Regions from separate parts of the Homo sapiens genome. Here region 1 is linked to region 2. A link is an interaction called in ENCODE POLR2A ChIA-PET data of the cell type or tissue named here. Cell type or tissue: PC-9. All regions are shown on one strand. Each heading gives the region's core, and the rest is flanking DNA. Links, peaks and the distances in the headings are about the cores only.

Region 1 (2,914 bases), core at 415-2,914, 260 kb after region 2:
GGGTTTTCTTACATAGAACTGAGTTTCTGCTTACACATTCTTTAATTTCTTTTAACTCCTATTCCAAAACAAGTAAGTTCTTCTTATTTTTGGGGGGGATAGAGTCTCGCTCCATCACCCAGGCTGAAGTACAGGGGCGCAATCTCGGCTCACTGCAACCTCCACCTCGCAGATTTAGGTGATTCTCCTGCCTTAGCCTCCCAAATAGCTGGGATTACAGGTGCCCGCCATGACGCCCAGCTAGTTTTTGTATTTTTAGTAGAGACGAGGTTTTACCACGTTGGCCAGGCTGGTCTTGAACTCCTGAACTCAAGTGATTCGCCTGCCTCAGCCTCCCAAAATGCTGGGATTACAGACATGAGCCATCGCACCTGGCCTCATAATCTCTTTAGTGGTCATAAAACTTCTTCTTTTTCTTTTTATATTTTATAATTAGTCCATACTGTCTAAAATCTATGCTTTAATCCAATTTGTCATTGATCCTAGTATACTCCTTTATTACTGAAGTAGCTCTTTGAATAGTCTTCCAGGTTTTTAAGTCCTCTCCCTTCCTGTATAATAGGTTGATTGTGTCAGTTCTTTGTTGGTTGCAGAGTACAGTTCAAACTTTCCAACACACCGTTTCAGACTTTTAGAATCTGGCTCCATTCTGTTATTCTAGCTTCGTTTACTGTGTTATTTTGTTCACCTGCTGCCAAAATGCATTGGAGTATTTGCTACTGCCAGCATAGACCTAGCACTTAGAGTGGATTTTCGAGTCAGACCTGGGTTTGAATCTTACTAATTGCAACCTTGGGAAAATTGAGCTAATTTAGTCTCTCAGTTTGTTTCTTCACCTGTAAAATGGGATAATACCTACATTGTAAGATTTTCTGTGGATTCAGTGAGCTAAGTTAGTAGATATGCAATAAAATTTAATTCTTTTCCTTCTTGGCTCATGTTTATCATCCTAAATAAACTCTCTCATCCCATACTCTGCCTATAAAAGTTCTTCTCAGTCTTCAAGGCGCATTGCCAATATCCTCTCATTTTTTTTAGCTTTTCCTGATTATTTATCTTTTTATCCTTCTGCCATTATTTCCTTTACTGATTTCCATGCAGTGTGTATATGATACGTACTCTGAAAAATTGTTGAGACTAGCTAACATCTTCAGAGCACCGTGGTCAGGTTCTCTAGTAATAGCATAGGTTTTGTGCTGGTGTTTTCCAGATTTAGTCATTTGGGTACCCCTTTTACCACTTTTACCTTGTCCATGTGCCAACTATACTTTAACTGAAAATTGTTCTTTGAATGGGTTCACTTTTTAATTCAGTCTTAACAACACTGAGATCCGGGCTAGATTTTTGCTGGTTGTACTTTTTCTGTTCCGTATTAGAATGAGTATGTAACTACCAAACTTTTAAATATGTCCTAAAATCATTTGTATATACCATCAGTGTTATGCCATCTTTGCTTTCTTTACTAGATAAGTTTGTAGTAATTCATTTTCCTAGCTACACCAAGCAAAGGGCAAATTAAAATGTGTTGTATTGCATTATTATGTTAATTATAAGAAGGTAAGTTTAATGTTTAAGGTTTCTATTCTCATCTATAAAGTAGCAAAGTATTCTGAGATTTATTTTACCTCAGACTATTTGCCTATTTCCCCCTTACTAATGCTAAAAAAAGGATTTTTTTCCTAAGATTTATTAGTTTTCTAAGACAATGCTTTTAATCATTTAAAAACATTTTATAGTAATATGTGACCTATAGAAATACTTTTGTTATTGCAGTGAGATGGAAGATTTTCGAGGTATAGCAGAAGAATCATTTCCAAGCTTTCTCACCAATTCATTATTTGGTAACAGTGGGATTTTGGAAAATGTCACTCTTTCTTCAAATCTTGGCTTGCCTGTTGCTGTTTCTACACTTGCTAGGGATAGATCCAGCACTGATAACAGGTAAGATTTGTTTGAGCAGATTTTTTTCCAGGTCCATAAAGCCTATAGCATGCTGATATTTATGTTCTGTTTCTCAGTCAAGCTTGAGCTTTTTGTTTTATCTATGAGGGGGATGGCCAAATATGTGAAATGAATATAGAAAAGACAGAATTTACTGTCTTTTTCCCCATTGCTTTGCCTTTTCAGTGGGTAGGTTTGGGTGGGTTTGGGATTTGAGCACCAGTTACCTATTTCGGTCTATTTTTTTTTTTTTTTTTTGTCTATAGTGTTTTGGATTTGTATTAGTTCAGTCACACTAATGGCTAGTAATGTAAAACAAGTTGTGTTAGCGAAGTTCAAAGGCAAATTAATCATAAGGTTATAGGAGTACCTCTTGACATCAAGGGGAGGAGTGCAGAGCTTTGCTGCAAGAAGGGACAGGAATTGAGATTTAGGAAGCCATCAGGACTTGGGTTTTTGTCATCCCACTCTATTTCTCTCTGTATAACTCATTGTCTTCTCTCTTTTTTTTTTTTTTTTTTTTTTTTTTTGCTAATTAAAAAAATATTTTATAGAGATAGGGTCTTGCTGTGTTAGCTAGGCTATTCTTGAACTCTTGGGCTCAAGTGATCCTCCTGCCTCAACTTCCCAAAGTGTTGGTATTACACAGGTGTGAGCTACCATACCTGGCCTCTGCTCTTTTTTAATACACTGGTTTTATTTGCTTTTCTGTTCATTTTACAGAATATGGCAACACAGATTCTCAAAAGACATCTATGAATTACATTTCTAGCTACACAAGGAGACTACTGAACTGTCTCTTGATATCTCATGAGTTTCTGGTCCATCTTAGGTTAGGTGTCTGTTCCAAATACAGTCACCTGTGACTAGAGTTTTGGGTCATTGGATCTATTTAGAGGTATGACAGAGCCTCACTTTTTAATTCATTTCAGCCAGGTTTACTCTTTACTGGACTTGTATGGCTGTCTTTCTC
Region 2 (2,919 bases), core at 200-2,699:
ACTCAGTGGTTTTGTTTTAGTATATTCAGAGTTGTGCAACCATTACCACAATCAATTTTATATTTTTTATCTCAGAAAAAAAAAACCAAAACTCCTTACTCATTAACCTGGTAAACTTCATTTATTTATTTATTTTGAGATGGAGTCTCGCTCTGTTGCTCAGGCTGGAGTGCAGTGGCGTGATCTCGGCTCACTGCAACCTCCACCTCCTGGGTTCAAGTGATTCTCCTGCCTCAGCCTCCTGAGTAGCTGGGATTACAGGCATGCACCACCACGCCTGGCTAATTTTTGTATTTTTAGTAGAGACGGGGTTTCACCATGTTGGCCAGCCTGGTCTCAAACTTCTGACCTCAAGTGATCTGCTGGGCTTGGCCTCCCAAAGTGCTGGGATTACAGGCGTGAGCCACCACACCTGGCCTAGCTTGTAAACTTTATAAGCTGTTATAAAACTCTTCTCCCCTCCCCAACCCCTGCCAACAACAAATCTACTCTCTGACACCATGTATTTGCTTATTCTGAGCAATTCATAGAAAAGAAGTGATGGAATATGTGGCTTTTTGTGGCTGGCTTCTTTCACTGAGCGCATTTTCAAGTTCCATCCATGTCGTAGCCCATGTCAGCACTTCATTCCTCTTTTCTGCCAAAGAATATTCCATTTATGGATATAGCATAATTTGTTTATCCATTCTTCAGCTGATGGACATTTGAGTTGTTTCTACTTTTTAGCTATTATGAATAAGGCTGCTATGAACATTTCTGTCTATGTTCTTATGTGACCATATGCTTTTATTTGTCTTAGATGCTATATTAGGCTGGGCTCTCCAGAGAACAAAAACAGGACTTACAGGACACACACACACACACACACACAGAGTATATACACACACATACATATAGGTGCATGTGTATACACATATATACAGTATACACACACATGATTTACTATCAGGAATTGGCTTGTGTGATTATGGAGGCTGAGAAGTCCAAGATCTTCAATCAGCAAACTAGAGACTCAGGAGAGCCAGTGCTGTAAGTTCTAGTCCAAGTCCATGGGCTGAAAACCAGGAGAGCCAGTGCTGTAAGTTCCAGTCTGAGTCTGATTCTTATTTTTCTTTTTTGTTTTGTTTTTTGTTTGTTTGTTTGAGACAAGGTCTCACTGTGTCACTCAGGCTGGGGCCATCACAGCTCGCTGCAGCCTCGAACTCCTGGGCTCAAGCGACCCTCCTGCCTCAGCTTCCTGAGTAACTGGGACTACACGGGTTCGCCATCACCTTTTTTGTTCTTTGCAGGCCTTCAATGGGTTGAATGAGGCCCGCTGGCTTTGGAGAAGGCAACCCGTTTTGCTCTGTGTACTGATTCAAACATGAGTCTCATCCAGAAACACCCACAAAGACAGCCAGAAACATGTTTAACCAAACATCTGGGCCCCTTGGGGCCCACGTATGTTGACACAAAATTAATCATCACAGCTACACTCCTAGGAGTGGAATTGATGGACCACATGATAACCCTATGCTTCACTTTTTGAAAACCTGCCAAACTATTTTTCTACAGTGGCGGCACCATTTGACCTTATCGCCAGCGATGCCTGAGGGCTCTAATTTCCCCATACCTTGCCATGCCATCCTGCTGGGATGTGGCATCTCTTTGTGGTGAGAAGTGGCGTCTCTTTATCTCTTTGTAATTTTGATTTACATCTTTCTAAAGACTAAGAATGTTGAGCATCTTTTCATGTGCTTGTTAGCCATTTGTATATCTTCTTTGGAGAAATGTCTATTCAGATGCTATGTTTGTTTTTTTTTTTTTTGAGACAGAGTCTCTCTCTGTCACCCAGGCTGGAGTGCAGTGGCGTGATCTCGGCTCACTGCAAGCTCTGCCTCCCAGGTTCATGCCATTCTCTTGCTTCAGCCTCCCGAGTAGCTGGGACTACAGGCGCCCGCCACGCCCGGCTATATTTTTTGTGTTTTTAGTAGAGACGGGGTTTCACCGTGTTAGCCAGGATGGTCTTGATCTCCTGATCTCGTGATCCGCCCCCCTTCGGCCTCCAAAAGTGCTGGGATTACAGGCGTGAGCCACCGCGCCCTGCCCTATGCCCATTTTTTAATTGGGTTACTTATCTTTTTACTTTTAAGTTGTAAGAATTCTTTTTACCTTCTGGATAATAGAATCTTATCAGATACATAATTTTCAAGTATTTCTCCCACTCTGTGGCTTGTCTTTTTATTTTCTTGATAGTATCCTTTGGTGCACAAAAGTTTAAAATCTACAATGGACCTTTTTATTATTATTATTATTATTTTCAGACAGTCTTGCTCTGTTGCCCAGGCTGTAGTGCAGTGGCACAATCTTGGCTCACTGCAGCCTCCGCCTCCCAGGTTCAAGCAATTCTCCTGCCTCAGCCTCCCGCGTAGCTGGGATTATAGGCGTCTACCATCACACCAGCTAATTTTTGTATTTTTAGTAGAGACGGGTTTCACCATGTTGGCCAGGCTGGTCTTGAACTCCTGACCTCAAATGATCTGCCTGCCTCGGCCTCCCAAAGGGTTGGGATTTCAGGCGTGAGCCACCGTGCCCAGCTACAATAGATCTTTGAGTTGAGTAATACAAGCCCTGCTTCCTTTCCCCTAAAGAAGCTTGAGTCAAACCTACATTACTCATTAATGCATTAATGTGAGCACATTCTTTTGATATTGAGTCCATAAGAGAATATGTGCCTAGGAATTCACAGAAATCTAGCAGCTTGGACTTCCCCACACTGTAGAAATGGGGTTTGAGGAACTTCATTTCAGCACAGGTCAAGGGGCTCCAAATGAGTTTGGGTTATGCCACTATTAAGGAGATATTATTCACTATTATTCATTGCAAATATTGTTTACTACTTTTATTGTAATAACACACTAGTTTAGCTAAATTTTGGAT

What was found. Peaks named below come from ENCODE experiments on the same cell type or tissue, not always from the same donor. Only the 100,000 strongest peaks of a DNase experiment are listed, where the experiment ranks them.
Region 1: POLR2A ChIA-PET joins it to region 2 with 11 read pairs; 5 of 35 experiments call an interaction of 5 or more read pairs at or near these places.

What each region holds. Positions count from the first base shown.
Region 1 is chr18:12,997,648-13,000,561 of GRCh38, forward strand. It overlaps CEP192 (centrosomal protein 192), which reads left to right. Exons shown (of 45, transcript NM_032142.4): 2 at 1,774-1,941. The coding sequence starts at 1,778. Among named protein-coding and RNA genes, the nearest start is that of CEP192, 7.7 kb to the left of the region's middle. RefSeq lists a silencer at 2,897-2,914. In PC-9, for the core only: no CTCF peak of the experiment used is centred there; no DNase peak of the experiment used is centred there.
Region 2 is chr18:12,740,029-12,742,947 of GRCh38, forward strand. The region is part of intron 1 of LINC01882 (long intergenic non-protein coding RNA 1882); the gene reads right to left. Among named protein-coding and RNA genes, the nearest start is that of LINC01882, 7.9 kb to the right of the region's middle. In PC-9, for the core only: no CTCF peak of the experiment used is centred there; DNase peaks (open chromatin) are centred at 1,493 and 2,643; H3K27ac peaks cover 1,960 bases.